Linked DNA regions of Homo sapiens: region 1 is linked to region 2. Evidence: chromatin loops called from intact Hi-C (ENCODE). Cell type or tissue: B cell. All regions are shown on one strand. Each heading gives the region's core, and the rest is flanking DNA. Links, peaks and the distances in the headings are about the cores only.

What was found. Hi-C counts contacts between places; a loop is a spot of excess contacts. Peaks named below come from ENCODE experiments on the same cell type or tissue, not always from the same donor. Only the 100,000 strongest peaks of a DNase experiment are listed, where the experiment ranks them.
Region 1: a loop joins it to region 2, with 11 times the contacts of the local background. A loop is called at or near these places in 8 of 110 quality-filtered maps.

The regions. Positions count from the first base shown.
Region 1 is chr17:82,815,170-82,823,623 of GRCh38, reverse strand. All of the region lies in intron 13 of TBCD (tubulin folding cofactor D), which reads right to left. Among named protein-coding and RNA genes, the nearest start is that of ZNF750, 21 kb to the left of the region's middle. In B cell, for the core only: a CTCF peak has its summit at 517; DNase peaks (open chromatin) are centred at 4,403 and 5,233; H3K4me3 peaks cover 1,169 bases.
Region 2 is chr17:82,868,450-82,876,994 of GRCh38, reverse strand. TBCD (tubulin folding cofactor D) reads right to left here. Exons shown (of 39, transcript NM_005993.5): 14 at 6,615-6,771. LOC124904096 (a long non-coding RNA gene) reads left to right here and starts at 4,369. Exons shown (of 2, transcript XR_007065971.1): 1 at 4,369-7,380; 2 at 7,773-8,393. RefSeq lists enhancers at 343-1,542, 5,458-5,507, 4,945-6,142 and a silencer at 5,178-5,337. In B cell, for the core only: a CTCF peak has its summit at 5,305; DNase peaks (open chromatin) are centred at 3,198, 3,884, 4,224 and 5,634; H3K4me3 peaks cover 708 bases; H3K27ac peaks cover 1,937 bases; H3K27me3 peaks cover 1,944 bases.

The sequences.
Region 1 (8,454 bases), core at 455-8,454, 53 kb after region 2:
CTAAACAGTCTTAACGGGGGCCCACTGCCGTCTGCCCCCACCAGTGTTAACGTTCAGCCAAAATGCCACGTTCTACAGGGAGGGAGGGAGGGAGAGCAGGGCGGAGTGCAACACGAAACACACACGTTCACACAAGGAAAAAAACACCATTAACACAAAAAAAGAACAATCGGTCCACGTACAAAGTCAAAGATGTCTCATGCTTTGCATTTTCCTGAAAACCTGAAAGCTTAAAAGCCTACCAAGATTAAACAAGCCAACAAAAACAGGCGGGGAACTGGACACTGGGGCCATGTCAGGACGTGCTCAGACCCAACCTCTCCCAGGGCCCCTTGATCACCTGGGAACTGAGGTACACAGGCCTGCAGGGGGCAGCAGGGTCAGGCCAGGCCACAGCCAGGGCTGGACAGACAGCAGGGCCCCCCACAAGAGCCTGAGCCAGCCTCGGCACTGAGCCCCAACGGCTCTACCAGGGAGGGAATGCCCTGTCCCTAGACCTCAGCTGGAGCTGCTCTCCTGGAATTTACCATCCACCTCAGTGCTCCAGAGCCTGTGAGGAAACTCTGGTCCTCCACCCCTTCCCCCTCTCAGAATCGGACTCCTCTCCTATAAAATATCCCTTCTGAAGGAGCCTCTGCGGGTTTCCATGTCGGCTGCTTCCTCCCCTTTTCTCCACCTCCCCATGCCAGTGAGCCTGGGAACCCGGTTCAAGCTTTTCCACCCATTCACCTTCCTCATCTCTCACTCCCTCCTGTGTGAACTCATCAATCCATAACTTTGTAGACCATTACTATGTGGAAGGCTCCAACATGTCACTCACTGACCTTACTATCTCACTCTCTTTCACTGAATAGAACAGCAAAGTCGTTGAGTTCAGAATCCTACATGCAGCGTATTTCCTTTTCTCTTTCTTCACAGCTCTGGTCTCACTCCGAACACTGTGGTGGCTCCCGAATGGCCTCACTCTCCCTCGCTCTTCCTTTCCACTGCACCCCCGTGTATTCCCCAGTATCTGACTTTATGTTGAATAATTTCCAAACCCCTCACTGTGTTCCTGAAGCCCCTCTAGGATCTGGCCCCCAGGCGCTTTTCTGTGCCCACTCTTCTGCTCTTTCCGCTGTCCCAGCTCGTGCGAGCCTTCGTTCCTCTTTGAGATGCTGCGGTCAGGAGTCCATCCTGCTCGGCTCCTTCACGGTAGAAGCTCTCAGCGTAAATGTCGCCCCAGGAGGTCTTCCCCAAGTCTTATTCAAGTCACTGGTTGGCCCCATCACTGAGGATCTCACCGCCCTTTTGTATTTTCTTAACGACTTTATCCATTCTCTGAAATTGCTCCCTTCGTTTCCTTGTTTAATGTCTGAATCTCCCTCCAAACCCTGTCCCCTTCACCGTCACAGAAACGCTGTGTCCTCACCTCAACTGCCAAGAGCAGTGGGCGCCAATCGCACTTGTCATAGGAAGTACGTGCAGAGTTTTCGTCATCCAGAGAGAAAAACATGACAGTTTCTTTTGGAAGCCAGAAAACACAGTCCACAGGTGGGAATTAATCTACTGAATGGTGCTTTTAACAAGACCCCAAGGCAGCTGCAGCAACATCGTCGTAAGACGCTGCTTGTACGTCTTCGATGAACACTGAGAGCGTGTGCTCCAATGCAACTCTGTACATTTTTCAAAATTTATAACATTTATATAAACTTATAAAAATTTAATGTTTATTAAAATTTTTTCGAAATTTATAAAATGTATTATACATTTAAAAATTTTCTCAAAACATCACCTTAGATAAGAGTTAGGCAGTCTGTATTTCCGACATGCAGGGCTTACTACCTGATGCAGGTTCACAGGGACCTTGAGCCTCCTAGCAGTAAAACAAACATGCTCTCCAACCTTCAGAAAGTTGCAGGAAGGTTAGAATGGGCTTCTCTGTGGCTTTGGGACACCAGACCATTACACTTTATAAGACATGGGGTGACAGACTGCACCTTCTGGGGGAAGGGGTAGGCCTCCTTGAGAGGGGGCAGTGAAGGACCCCAGCCTGAAGATTGCATAGGGAGCTTCCTAAGTTTGAGGGAAGGCAGGAGAAAAGCTTTGTAGATGCTAATTTAACAGAGACCTGCTTTAGCCACACAGTGGGTATAAACAGACCTATGTCACCAACACAGCCCTCAAATCTGTTATTTGGGAAACACATATGCAAAGATTTCTTCCTTTTTAGGCTTTAAAGCAAAGGTTAAGTGCTGGGAAGCAAGTGTGAGCCACTGTGCTCAGTCTTAGACAAAAATATGCTCACAGATCTCAAGAAAACTGTGGACAAAGAACTAAAGGAGACCAAAAGAACAACATTTAAACTAACATGGAATGTTGATAAAGAGACAGAAATTATAAAAACAGGCTGGGCACAGCAGCTCACTCCTATAATCCCAAGGCAGGCCAAGGCAGGAAGATCACTTGAGTCCAAGAATTTGAAAGCAGTCTGGACAATAAAGTGAGATCCTGTTTCTACAATTTTTTTTTCCAGTGCAGCAGGCCTGTGGTCTCAGCTACTCAGGAGGCTGAGGCGGGAGAGCTGCTTGGGCCTGGGAGGTTGAGGCTGCAGTAAGCCGTGATACCACCACTGCACTCCAGCCTGGGCGACAGAGCAAGACCCTGTCTCAAAAAGAAATTATTAAAAGAGAAACTAAAGAGAAATTCTGGAACTGAGGACTCAACAGCTGAAATGAGTGCAGAACCTAAGAGACTCATAGGGCACCATCAAGCTTACCAACATGTATATTAACACAACAAGAGGACTCAACAGCTGAAATGAGCACAGAACCTAAGAGACTCATAGGGCACCATCAAGCTTACCAACATGTGTATTAACATAACAAGAGGACTCAAGAGCTGAAATGAGGGCAGAACCTAAGAAACTCATAGGGCACCATCAAGCGTACCAACATGTGTATTAACATAACAAGAAGACTCAAGAGCTGAAATGAGTGCAAAACCTAAGAGACTCATAGGGTACCACCAAGAGTACCAACATGTGTATTAACATAACAAGAGTCCCACAAGGAGAGGAGAGGGGCAGCAAAAATACCTGAAGAAACAATGACTGAAAACTACCCGAGTTTGATGAAAGACATGAATCTACACATCCAAGCTCAGAAAAACACCAAGTGCTAGTTATTATTACCCAAATCAATATGCACAATTCTCAATCAATAAGGATAGCAAGGGAAATAGGGTTCATACAAAATGTCCAAAGAGATCAGAACACTTGACATTTTTCAAAAAGCAAAATACTGATGAAAACCACAAAATGCATAATAAGGAGCACATGTATACATTTTATCAAAATAGTACAGTTGGCTGGGCGCAGTGCCTCACGCCTGTAATCCCAGCACTTTGGGAAGCCAAGGCAGGCAGATCACTTGAGGTCAGGAGTTCGAGACCAGCCTGGCCAACATGGAGAAATCTGGTCTCTACTAAAAATAAAAAAATTGGCTGGGCATGGTGGCGGGCGCCTGACTCCCAGCTACTCGGGAGGCTGAGTCATGAGAATCACTTGAACCTGGGAGATGGAGCTGGCAGTGAGCCAAGAGGGCGCCACTGCACTCCAGCCTGGGCAACAGAGCAAGACTCTGTCTCAAAAAAAGAAAAAAAAAAAAAAGGTAAACTTAAACCAATACATCCCCCCACCTGTGCTTCTTGTATCCAACAAAGGAAACCGTAAGGGTTCACAAACATTGTAGGAGCTTACTCATGGTGAGGAGTGCCCACCTCCTCCTGCCACAACAACAGAGGTGTTCAAAGAGGAGCCACAAAAAAGGTGAAAGGACCTACGCCAGGACCACTCAAGAAAAGTCCTGGAATTTGAATCACCTAAAATAAAGACCAAGTAGCCCTTTAACAGTAGTCCTCAAACAGAGGTGATGATGCAAAGAGAAAAAGAACATGGCCCACTGTCCACAGGCCGAGGCAGGAGGATCGCGTGAGTGCAGCACTGCGATCATGGCTCACTGCAGCCTCAACCTCCTGGACTCAAGCAATTCTCCCACCTCAACCTCCTGAGTAGCTGGGACTGCACCCAACTACCTTTTTAAAACAATTTTTGTAGAAACAGGATCTCATTTTGTTGCGCAGGCTACTTTCGAATTTCTTTAAAAAATTAGCTGGGCGTGGTGGTGTGCACAGAGTCAGAGACCAAGAAATAGGCTTACAGCACAACAGATGGAGATTCTGTGTGTGTGTGCACTGTATGTGTGGAGAGGAATCAGCAGGATTCCCTAAAAAGTAACCCAAAGAAAATGCGATGCTTTTTTCCTGAGTCCAGCAGGCAGAGTCCCCCTATTCAGAGGACTAAGGGCAGAAAGACCCAGGGTGCCTTCCAGGCAAACATCGCATCACTGCCTGCCCACCTGACTTCCCTAGTTTTACTTCTTCCTCCTTTAGCATGCACCAATGAAGCTCCACATTTCCTCTAAGACAAACAAAAGCTTTAGTCATCAAACATGCTCATCTATATTGTGTCTTTCTACGACATTTATTTGCCAAGCATTTGTTTTCGCGCTTTTTTTTCTTTTTTTTGAGACAGGATCTTGCTCTGTCACCCAGGCTGGAGTGCAGTGGTGCGATCTCGGTTCACTGCAACCTCTGCCTCCTGGGTTCACGCGATTCTTCTGCCTCAGCCTCCCGAGTAGCTGGGATTACAGACATGCACCACCACATCCTTGTATTTTTAGCAGAGACGGGGTTTCACCATGTTGGCCAGGCTGGTCTCGAACTCCTGGCCTCAGGTGATCCCCCCGCCTTGGCCTCCCAAAGTGCTGGGATTATAGGCATGAGCCGCCGTGCCCAGCCTGTTTTCACTTTTCAAACCAAACTGACAGAGAACCACAGTAACTCTCCAAGGAGACAAGGAGGTGCAGGGACAGCTCAGCCGTGTGACATGGAGGAGGCCGAAGGGCTGAGCATGAGCTGTGACACCAGAAAGACTTCCTGGCTCCCACAGCTGCAGTGTTTGTGTGTGTGTGTTTGTTTGTTCAGAGAGGGTGTCTCACTATGATGTCCAGGCTGGTATCAAATTCCTAGGCTCAAGTGATCCTCCTGCCTTGGCCTCCCAAGAGGCTAGGATTAAAGGCACCGCCACCACACGTGGCTCCCAACTATAGCTTTATATAAACAAGACGGCTCTCAGAGGAATGGTGTGAGGTCTAAAACAAAAACATAAAAAGCATGCTGCAAATGCTCATCAAATGTCAGCCCTGTCACCTCCTGAGTCAGCCCCAAGATGGGATCTCTTTCACCCCTGCCTGAAAGAACCCTTGCCCTGTGCAGAGACAGCACAGCTTCTCCATGTCCCACCAGGAACAGAATGGGGGCTGCAAAGAGGGTTCAGCTCACATGGAGGGCACCGCCAGGCAGAAGGGGCCAACCAACCATGCGAAGGTCATGGGCCAGTGTATTCCACATCACGTGTCAGTTTCTGAACCATAGCTTTACCCTTTTCGTTTATGATGCCAACACCCATATCCTCTCGCCCCAGCTGCCTGGGGTCAGTGCATGTTGCCATAAGACATGACAGAGCACACACACAAGCCAGTAGAGTCTCTTGTCTCCTTTGAGTGAACCTGGAGCTGGCTCCCCACAGGCAGGGACTTCATTCCATCCCAGCTACACATTCACACACACACCCTCACACACATCTAGTGTCACAAATAAACATTACGAGTCACTTACTTCGGATGGAACAAAACGTTAAATGAAACCACAACTTCATGGTTCTGGGGTCAGCAATGATTTCTTAGCTATGACACCAGAAACACAAGAAAGAAAAAGACTGATGAGCTGGACTTAATTAAAATTTAAAACCTGGGTCAAATATCACCATCAAAGAAATTGAAAACACACCAGGTACAGCCTACAATCCCAGCACTTTGGGAGGCTGAGGCAGGAGGATCACTGGAGGCCAGAAGTTCAAGACGAGCCTGGGCCACATAGTGAGACCCCCATCTCTACAAAAAACTTTTTTAATTAGCCAGGCATGAAGGCCAGGTGCAGTAGCTCACGCCTATAATCCTAGCACTTTGGGAGGCTGAAGCGGGGGGATCGCTTGAGCTCAGGAGTTCGAGACCAGCCCGGACAACATGGGAAAACCCCATCTCTATAAAAAATACAAAAATTAGCTGGGCATGGTGGCACATACCTGTAGCCCCAGCTACTTAGGGGACTGAGGTAGGCAGACCGCCTGAGCCTGAGAGGTGGAGGCTGCAGTGAGCTGAGATCACGCCACTGCACTCCGGCCTGGGCGATGGGAATGAGATCCTGTCTCAAAAAAAGAAAAAAAAGTTGCCAGGCATGGTGGTGCACCCCTGTAGTCCCAACTACTTGGGAAGCTAAGGTGGGAATATGGCTTGAGCCCAGGAGATCAAGGTGGCAACGAGCTGTGATGGGGCCACTGCACTCTAGCCTGGGCAACGGAGCAAGACTCTGTCAATCAATCAATAGAAAGTGAAAAGGCAACCATGGAACGCAATAAAACATTTGCAAATCATATATCCAATAAGAGACTTATATCCAGAATACATAAAAAAACTCTTACTTACAACAACAATTAAAAAAATATTTTTTTAAATGAGTAAAGAACTTGAAAAGACATTTCTCCAAAGAAGACATACAAACGGGCAAACACAGAAAATGCTCAGTGTCATCAGTCACTGGGGAAAAGCAGATGAAAAGCAAAACAAGGTGGCGCTTCACACTCACTAGGACGGCTTTTTTTTTTTTTTTTTTTTTTAAAGAAGCAGGGGGCAAGTGTGGTGGCTCACGCCTGTATTCCCCACACTCTGGGAGGCCAAGGCGGGTGGACTGCTTCAGCTGAGGACTTCAAGACCAGCCTGGGCAATGTGGTGAAGCCCTGTCTCTAACAAAACTAAAAAAAAAAATTAATGTGGCATGGTGGTGGGCACCGGTGGTCCCAGCTACTCAGGAGGCTGAGGTGAGAGGATCGCCTGGTCCTGGGAGGCAGAGATTACAGTGAGCAGAGATTGCATCACCACACTCCAGCCTGGGCAACAAAGTGAAACCGCGTCCAAAAAAAAAAAGATAAAAGCAAGTGTTGGTGAGGATCAGAGAAGCAGAACCCTCACACACTACAGGCAGGAACTTGAAATGGTGCAATCATTTTGGAAAAAGTTTGGCAGGTTCTTAGAAAGTTAAACGTGGAGTTACCGTATGACCCAGCATTTCTACTAGGCCTACACCCAACATCCACTCAAAAACGTGTACACGATGTTCATGGCAGCATTAACCTAACAGTGAAAGGTGGAAACAACCCAGATGTACATCAGCTGATGAAAAGGATGGACAAAACGTGGCGTGTGGTGCATTTACACAGCAGGACAAGGCTCTGCCACAGGAAGGAAGGAGGCACTCCACAGGCTACGACACAGAGAAACTCAGCCGAAGAATTCGGACGCCAAAGATCACATGTCGTAGGTTCCACTGTTAGGAAATGTCTATAAAAGACAAATTCACAGAGACACTGGAGACATGGCTGCCAGGGCGGGGGTGCTGGGGAGAGTAAAGAGTGAGTTCTTAAACACAGGGTTCCTTTGGAGGCAATGAAAATGTTCGGAAATTAAATTATGGCAATAGTTGCGCAACTCTGTAAATATATAAAAACCACTTAACCGTACACTTAAATGAGTGCATTTTATGGCATGTAAATTAGATCGCAATAAAGAGGTCTAAACATTAAAGAAGTCTGGAAAAAAATAAGCAGAGACATTAAAAAAAAGAACTGCAGGCTCTAAAAGCTCTCCCCATACATCAAAATGCCAAGTGCAAAGCGGTCACTTCAGACGCCACCACAGCTCCACACTGGGAAGACGTGAGGCCACCACATCTCAGGTGTCTTTATTTTGGACAGAATCAAGTCTCTGTGGTGAGGCCCTCTCAGGATGGGCCCCCACTCTATCCTGTACAGACATCCTTTCCTTCCTGCCCTCAGAGGGCACTGCCAGCCACACCCAGGGACTCTCCCCACCAAACACAGACAGGGCTGCGTGTGGCCACGGCACAAGAGCTGGTCTGGGGCAGTGCCCCTGCATCTGCCATGCTGTGCCCTCTGTCCCCACCCCACTGCTGGCCACTGCAGAGCTCCCCTGGCCCTCCACCCCAGTTCCCACCCTGGTTTCACGCTGGCGTGAGCCTCATCTCCAGGGAGCACCACGTCACTCCAGGTGACCCAGGATGCTGCCAGGGGTACCTGGTTCTACAACTGAAGCAGGTGCCACTGCATGTGTCCTTAAGGGGCGACAATGTCCCTCAAGAATGAAAACCGGTTTTGGGGAGTAAGAAAATCAGACATTACAAGGATTCGTGGCCCTCCAAAACCAGCTACACAGGGTAATCTGTGGCATTAAAATTCCACAGCAGACAAAAGAGGCAATTAGGAAATTACAAAGGCCAATG
Region 2 (8,545 bases), core at 457-8,456:
CTACCATCCTCACCAAGTCTAACCCTCTAAGGTTACTGTTGTTCAGTCCACTTCAACAGCTCCGCTCAGGCAGTCAGACCGGCTGACAGCAGGAGACGCAGGCACTCCCGGCTCCCTCTCCCGGCAGTACTCAGCAATTTGGACACAGACCACAGGGCTGCAGCAGGCAAAGCTGGCCTCACTTCAGCCTGGCCCACTTCAACGAAGCTGGCTCCTGCCATGAGAAGTCAAAATGGTTGCTGTTGCGTGTATATTTTACTGAACCTCACAGAAAATACAGCAACGCCTGAGAAACGCTGTTTTTAACTAAACACAGACTCCCAAGTTAATTCGACCAATCAACTATATATGGACTTACAACAAATTTAACACTGTCCTGATTTGGACATTTATTAAAACGGCTCTATTTTCTCATTCTCAGAACAAAACTGGCTCATCGAGAAATAAATACAAACAGGTTTAATGATGCTAGTTAAATATAAATATAAAAGCTCCTTCCTAAAGGACTACTCCAACAGGACACCCAACGTCCCACGTGGGCCTCTCAGTTTCCCTTCGCAGGAACACCCTGAGTGAGTCACCACGTTCATCTACCATCCCCGGGAACCTGGAGAGAGACACTGCGAGGCCGCGAGAAGGGCCGGCCTGTCTGCGCTGAAACGTGCCCTAGGTGTCCTCGCCCGTTTGCTTTCGCTGGAGAAGTTTATGTGATACTTCACCAGGATTTCCCAACACAGAGAAATGGTCTGTGTCAAACAGAAAGGGATTCTCTTTCCTGTCCGAGTCAAGGGGAAGTGCACGCCTCGACTTGTCCCAAGCTCCAGGCACCTCATTTTCGGCAGGTACAGCAAAGTGCAGACCTCACCCCAGCTCAAGTTTTCTTATTTATATAATATTTTATAGCAATAAAAAGCCAAATACACTGTTTTTACCTTAAGAAACAATAATTCTGTGTCATTTGAAAGTCAGACATTTAAAAAATATCAGACTAGTAATTTGTTATTTAGCCATCCTGTTTTTTGAAAGTTGCAAATCATATCGGACCTGCCTATGGCTGAATTTTCCTAACCCCCAAGAACCAAAGCTCACACTAATCAACACAGTGGTAAAACACGAGAATTTTTTAAGTGCTTTCGAGTCACACCTGAGCTGACGTGGAGGCAGGATTTGCCGGGTTTCACAGGGTTAGGACTCTGCTCGGTAATGGCCACTTAACTTTTCTTGAAAAACACGTGTTGTCTTCCCCTGGAAGCTGTGCCACTGAGCAACACCGGTGAGGGAGAACAAGACGTAGCTCTGAGCAATGCCTGCCATTTCCTGATTTTCCAGGACAATCCTGCCCCCGAGGAAGAGATCTCGGATCTGCAGGCCTCGGCGGATCCTCCCTGGGCCGCGCCGCTCAGCAGGTTTGCTCGAGGTGGAGGCCGAAAGTCAGAGGCTGCCCCCTGGCAGGGGAGGGCCCCGTGGCTGCCTGGGCGGAGCTGATGTCAACATGAGCTGCTTACAAAAGAGTTTCAGGTGAGGAAATCACTGGACACACAATGGCAGCAGCAGCAGCGTAGGGCTCGGCTTTCTTTTCCTTCTTGCAAATTAGACTGTGATTACTGGTTAGGAGGGATTTTGCAGATAACACATAACCACTCTGTCCCACTTTAACTTCGCACTGTCACTGCCCCTAAATTGCACTTGGCTTCTCAGGGAAATCCATTCACTACTCCAACAATTATCCCACCTCTTAAGCTACCCGTGTGCGACACTGAGGAAATCAGGTTTTCAAAACCAATGCTACCTTCAACACATGGTAAAAGTTACCTACGAAGCTCCTTCTGGTATTTATAAAACAGGAACAGTATAAATTCACACCATGAGGCAAAAGAACAGTTAATCCAAGTTTCTTTAGCAAAAAGCTAGGAACCAATTAGAAAAAGTGAGCCACTAAACCCCCGAACTGACTCTCAGAAGAGCCAGGCACCTGAAGAGTGAGGAGCGGCTGCTGCCACCGCCCAGCTCGATCAGGCATTTCCATTTCCCTGCGAAAATTCCACTCTGATGCTCTGATCCCAAGCACCCACTGTTACAGGACCCACCGAAGAACTTGTGAAAGTTAGAGAAATCAAGATTGTATCACGTTCCCAAATTGACGGGCATAAAAGCTGGTAATTAAAATGTGGTCACCTATGACAAACCAAGGGAGGGAGATCTGGAAGGGCACACCCCAACCGATACCCGGGTGCGCAGGGCTCCTGGGCAGGGAGGCTCGCACCAGCAGCATCCCACACGCTCACCTGGTGCAGCCTGACTCACAGCCCGCCCGGCCGGATGCCTGGAGTCTGCGTGGGCCAAGGAGGGATGGGGCCCAGGTTCTCTAAGAACCCGTTGGACAAGCCTGACACCCAGGCCGGCGGGCACGGCTCCAAGGGCACCCTTGGGTCTGCGGCCGGGATGGCACAGGTAAAGGGGCGAGGGGCACAACGCCAGCTCCAGGCTGAGGCGTCAGAAGCCTGTGAGCTGCGAGCCCTGAGGCCCCAGCAGCTGCTGGCTCGGTGTGCGCAAGGGAACCCGGGAGCCATGGTGGAGACGCACCCAGGACCTCCAAAAACCAAAGCCCCACGAGATCAAAGCCAAGTGGGACCCAGGCCAACGCTGGCCCCGCCACATGCCGGGGAGGCCCTGGCTGTGCAGTCCAGGCTACTCCAGAAACTCACATCCTTCTTCAAGCCTGCAGCCCACAGTGCGTCCTACAGTCCTTCAGGCCTGAGAAACTCAGGAGTCCCAGGACCCCCTTGCACGCCCACCCAACATGCCCCAGACAGAAGTCACACTCACCCCAACCCCACCTCCCACCGTGGGACCCACACACACACAACCCCCAGGGAGCACCCCACAGCATGATGGGCTCAACCCCACACCCAGCTGGGCAGACCACGACCATGCCCGTGCCGGTCCACACGTGGCAGCTGCTCCAAAAGAGGAGCCCCAGTCAGGACCCTCACGGGGCCAACAGGAGGCTGTGCAGGGGCGGCTCAAGGGGCTTCAAAGTGAGAAAGATGACCCTGGAGCAAGAGGGTCCCCTGTGGAAACTGCACAAAAGAACAGGAGTCCAGCCCTGAAGGTTCATGCCTGAGAATGTGCGAACAGATCACTGAGTGGCCCCAGCCTCTGTGAATCAGGCCTAAGAATAAGCGAGCAGGCCACCGAGCGGCGCCAACCTCCATGAAGCACGGGGCCCGCCTGCACCAGGACCTACCGACCGGCCGGCCCCCAGCCCTCCACACCCAGACCAAGGCCAGGCTCCCCGCGCATCGGCAGGTTTTTATAGGTATTTTACTCTGGAACGATGACATCTAACGTTGCCAAAGGCAGAAGTTATGTATCTGCCTGTCCAGGACCTTAGGTAAGAACTTTCTTGCTCGTGACTTTTCTCTCCGGCCCCAGCTGAGCTGCCAGCCCCGTCCAGTAGCGGGGACTTGATTTGTTCGGACAGTTGCACCTGCATTTCTCCAAAGTCGGCACCTGATCTGGAGACTCTCATTACAGTCACCCTCCAGTGGGATCAGCTTTCCCCCAAAACAGAGAACCCATGAGTGATGGCCCATACACGACCCTGGGTTCCGTGCCCACCTAGACACCCTCCCAGGTGAGTGGAGGTTTCGTCTCACCCCCATGTCCTGTGCCAGCCCTCAACCCTGGCCCGACTCCTCCTGTGACACTGGACCAGGGAGTCCTCCCCAGGATGAAGGGCAGGCCCAGGTTTCAGTGATGTTGACAGCTCTTAGACAAAATATGAGGCTGAAAAGGAAATCCGTGAGGATTTTCACCATGAAAGGGGAACCACCATCTGAGGGGCCAGATGCAGCTGCAGCCGTCACACGTCTGCATTCAGGGTCTTTCCACGGCCTCACAGCAGGTGGTGAGGAGCTTCTCAGCCACGAGGCAGCGCTGAGCCCCGGGCCAGGGCCTGGGAGCTGCTGCCCAGACGGGCCTGGCTCAGAAGCCGTCGGCCACGAGGTGCCGGGCCTGGCTCAGAAGCCGTCGGCCACGAGGTGCCGGGCCTGGCTCAGAAGCCGTCGGCCACGAGGTGCCGGGCCTGGCTCAGAAGCCGTCGGCCACCAGGTGATGGGCCTGGCTCAGAAGCCTTCGGCCACCAGGTGATGGGCCTGGCTGGGAAGCCGTCAGCACAAGGTGCTGGACAGGTGTCTTCAGTGCTGTCCTGACTTCCTCAGTGAAACCAGAATGACGGTGGCCCCTGCCCACCTCTCAGGGTTGCTAAGGAAACTGAATGAGATATCAACGTAAGGAAGTTTTCTCGTTCTGTGACTATTCCTATCAACAATAAGAAAGATACATTTTTTTGCTTTCACTTCCTAGTTACAGGATCAACTTCCTAGAAGTGCAGGAGCAGCACAAGGAAGTAACAGGAAGAGCCTTTCCTGAGGCTGATCACACACAAGAGCTCCCGCACACAGACAGCAGCGCTGCAGGCTGGCACAGGCACGCGGCAGGGCCTCAGGAGCTCGGCAGGGGCCTAAAGCCGGACCTCTCCGTCTTCTCTGCTCCACTCTGCAAGGCACTGCTCCCTGAAGACCACCAGCAGCCAAGCCCCTGCCCAGCAGCGCTGCCAGAGTGGCCACTGGGGAGAGCAGCAGACAGAGGCCACAGCCGCTCTCAGCCACCCCAGACCTCCCTGGCCTCAGGTAAGCCACACTCTCCATAACACGTTGGCCAGCACCAGCACCCTCCAGCCGCGCTGTTCTCCTCCGAAGAGGAGCAGGACAAGAGGGACGTGCGTGTTCACAGCTGCCTCGGGAAACACACGGTCTCCCTGGATAGGAGGAGGACCCTCGGCTCCTCTCAGGCTTCGCTCTGATGCAAGAATCTAGACTATGAGACGCTGGCCACGTGCTGCACACCCAGGGAAGTAACCGGGTTGAGGTCCCTCTCCGGACGCTACTGAGTATTTGGTAAGATGGAACAGCAGTGGGCAGGAACAAGAGAAAAGCGCCTGTCACCGAGACCCTTCGGAGCCTACACCAGCGTGTGCCTCACAACGAGCTGCTTACCAGCGTGTGCCTCACAACGAGCTGCTTGTCGGACACAGGCAGTGGCGCTTACACCCGGGTGCGTGAGGGAACCCAGGAGCCACAGTGGAGGCGCACCCAGGACGTCCAAAAGACGAAGCCCCACGAGATCAAAGCCAAGCGGGCCCCAGGCCAACGCTGGCCCCGCCACATGCCGGGGAGGCCCTGCTGGTGCTCGCGGGGCGTGCGGGGCAGAGGGGACCCAGCACAGTAGCCTGAGCCTGCCACCAGGGGCATCTGCCACCGGCGCCCCGCCCCGCCCAGACCAAAAGGAGCAGTGCACTTCCAGGTGGAAGCTTCAGACGCTGCATCCCATGACCCCTTCAGGCGTCTTGTAGTGAGCAGGGGACGCTCGGCTCCTGAACAGCTGCAGGAGGAGCTTCTAAGACTTGGGCATAATTCTGAAGTCAGTTTCCCTAGTTCATTTTCCTAGTAAAAGTTGTCAGGTGAAGTGCGGGTGTGAAACCTTGTGATGATTCAGCCGTGGGCTCACACACCCATGACGGACAGTGACACTGAGTCGCCTTCCTCGGTGTCCCGCCTCCAGCTCCTTCATGCACAACAAGAAAGGAAGCACCTGCCTTCTTCAGCACAAAAGAACTCATTTCAGTCCAAAAGCAGTGTACAAAACCAGCGCACACGGTTGAATTGAATTGAATCGTTTCCTGCGCTGGGGACACATGTTTTGCATGTTTCCTAAGCAAAAAGTATCAGATCCTGAAAGTCCCTGGCACAGGACACCACTACGGGGCTCAGCTGGGTGCGCGCACTGGACACCGAGGCAGGAGCCCCGCCCGCCACAGGCCGCACAGCTTCTGGGGTTCTGGTGATCCCATGAAACCTGCTGGCTTCAGTTTTCTCATCAGGAAGCCAGAGGGAAAAAGTGTCTCCCTACCTCCCAGAGGTTCTGAAGTGTTCACTTACATCTCAGAGGAGCTGACATCAGGCATGCCAGCGAAGGCTATTGCTACTGAACATTCTCTCAAGTGCTGGTCCACAAAAACACAAAATCCAGCTCCTCAACAAAAACAAACACCATCTGAAGACTGCCATGTCCAACATGCCTGCTGTATTCCAGAGGAACTTGAAAGGAGATAGAGACAGAATTCGCCTCTCGCCAAGACCCACGACCGCAGGGAGCACGCACAGGCGATTCCCGTGCCCCACTTGCTTCCTCCCACGCCACCCAGCGTGCCGATCACCTGCGCCCAAGAATCTGCTGCCTGCAGGGTGACCAAGACCTCCGGAATGTTCCTCCACACACTTCTGCTCTGGTTGTCGATCACCTGCGCCCAAGAATCCACTGCCTGCAGGGTGGCCAAGACCTCCAGAATGTTCCTCCACACACTTCTGCTCTGGTTGCTCACCCACAGAAAAGGAGCTTGACCTCCAAGCGGTGGCTTTGTCACAGATCCTCTGGCCAAGTAATTTCACCTTTTCACGAGCATCTGCTGTGCACACCTCTCATGGAGGAAACGACACACGGCGCCGTCAGGGGGCACGGCGCATCCGATGTACCTCGACGAATGGGCCTACCTCGAGATTGCAGTCACAAAGGGCTTCAGCTCCTGAGGCTCATAGGCACGCGCGAAGGCCCAGCACACGTAGCAGGCGGCGTCCCTGACGTTGGTGCCCACGCTGCAGGCACCCCGCTTCTCGTCGTAGGTCAGCGCCTTCAGGATCACGGCGACAACTGGGCAAGGACAAGAGAAAAGACGGTGAGGAGCAGACCACACGGGCAACACGTGAGGCTTCAGAGAAGTGGGGCTCAGGGCCGGAGCGCGGTCACGGTGCCAGATGAGTGAGGCACGCAAGCGACACGGAGCCCACCCAGAGGTTCGGGGCTCCTGTTAGACCCACGGCCTGGTCAGAAAACAAACCTACGAAAGGAAGATGCATGCTCACCAACTCAGATCCAGTGAAAGGATTTTTTTCAAGTGCCATGAAGCAAAAGCTCCTTCAGAATAGCACATGATACCACCCAGGGGTCTGCCGAGTCTGAGGAGACTCAAGGAAACGCAGCTCCTGCCAGGCAGGGAGGAAGAGGAGCCCCTGGTTCAGGGGAGGGAGAGGCGCCCCTGGTTCAGGGGAGGGAGAGACGCAGATGCCAGGCAGTGCCTGGAATTGTACTGTCGTGGACACGCAAAGGCAGAGCGTCCCAGGGGATGCCTGGCTCTGCCCAGAGCAGGTCTGGGGTGAACCAGGATGAAAATGCAAAGCCGGCCACGGCTCCTACAGTGCTGACTTCAAGAATAACCCATGCAGGGCTCCTATGCAAAACAGCCACGCAGAGAAATCCGAGGTAGGTGTGGATTATCCTTCCAGCTCCATTCAAAAGTGGGTTAATGGGTAATCTGACATCACACAAGTGTGATTTCATTTATTTCTTATTTTTTTGAGACAGGGTCTGGCTCTGTCTCCCAGGCTGGAGTGCAGTGCCACAATCTTGGCTCACTGCACCTTCCACCTCCCAGGCTCAAGCGATCCTCCCTCCTCAGCCTCCTAAGTAGCTGAGACTACAAGCATGCCACCATCACACCCAGCTACTTTTTAAATTTTTTGTAGAGATGGCATCCCACGTTACCCAGGCTACCCGATTTTTTACATAGACATGAGAGGATTTTAGGACGTGGTGTAAGTATATGGGGATGTTCCAAGAAGCTAAAGTTTTACTGTATTTGTTCGATTTATTAGGTTCATGTATTTCAAGTGCTTTGGAATAAATACTTGAGATCAACTGCTGAACAAAGAAAACGGAACACAGCTATGAAGCCAGCAATGGAGACCCACGGAGCCAGGGGGAGCACCCAAGCCTCCAACCCAGCTCAGCCTCCCCAGATAAGCACTCCTCCCCAGGTGGCCCTCACGCTGAAGCACCCACACACCAAGGCCTCATTCAGGGCTCTGCACACGACCCGCTCCACGCACACGCCAGGGTCTCGTTCGGGGCTCTGCACACGACCCGCTCCACGCACACGCCAGGGTCTCGTTCGGGGCTCTGCACACGACCCGCTCCACGCACACGCCGTCTGTACACTTCACACCCACCAATCAAGTTCACTAACACTACACACAGTCTGAGAAAAGGCACTCCCGGGATGGATACATGAGAGGCCGGTTATCTGCACATGCAACTGTCATCAGATACATTATCTCCCAGAAAAATGCACCTAGAAATGGTCTTAGGCAAAACACCATAAGCAACAACTGTAGGACTACGAATATTATATGCAAATTTCCCCTCTGACTTTTTGCATCTAAGGATCTTTTATTCTCTATAAACAGCAATAAAAATGGATGTTTCTGCACAGTGTATTTTATATACATATGGTGATTACTTTTAATAAGATTATTACGTTTATACACTTACTAAAACTACATAAAAATGAACTTTCCTCAAAATAGAAAGTTCAAAGATACCGTGGTATCAAGAATGTGAAATTCGCCAGAGTGAGGGGCTAGGGAAA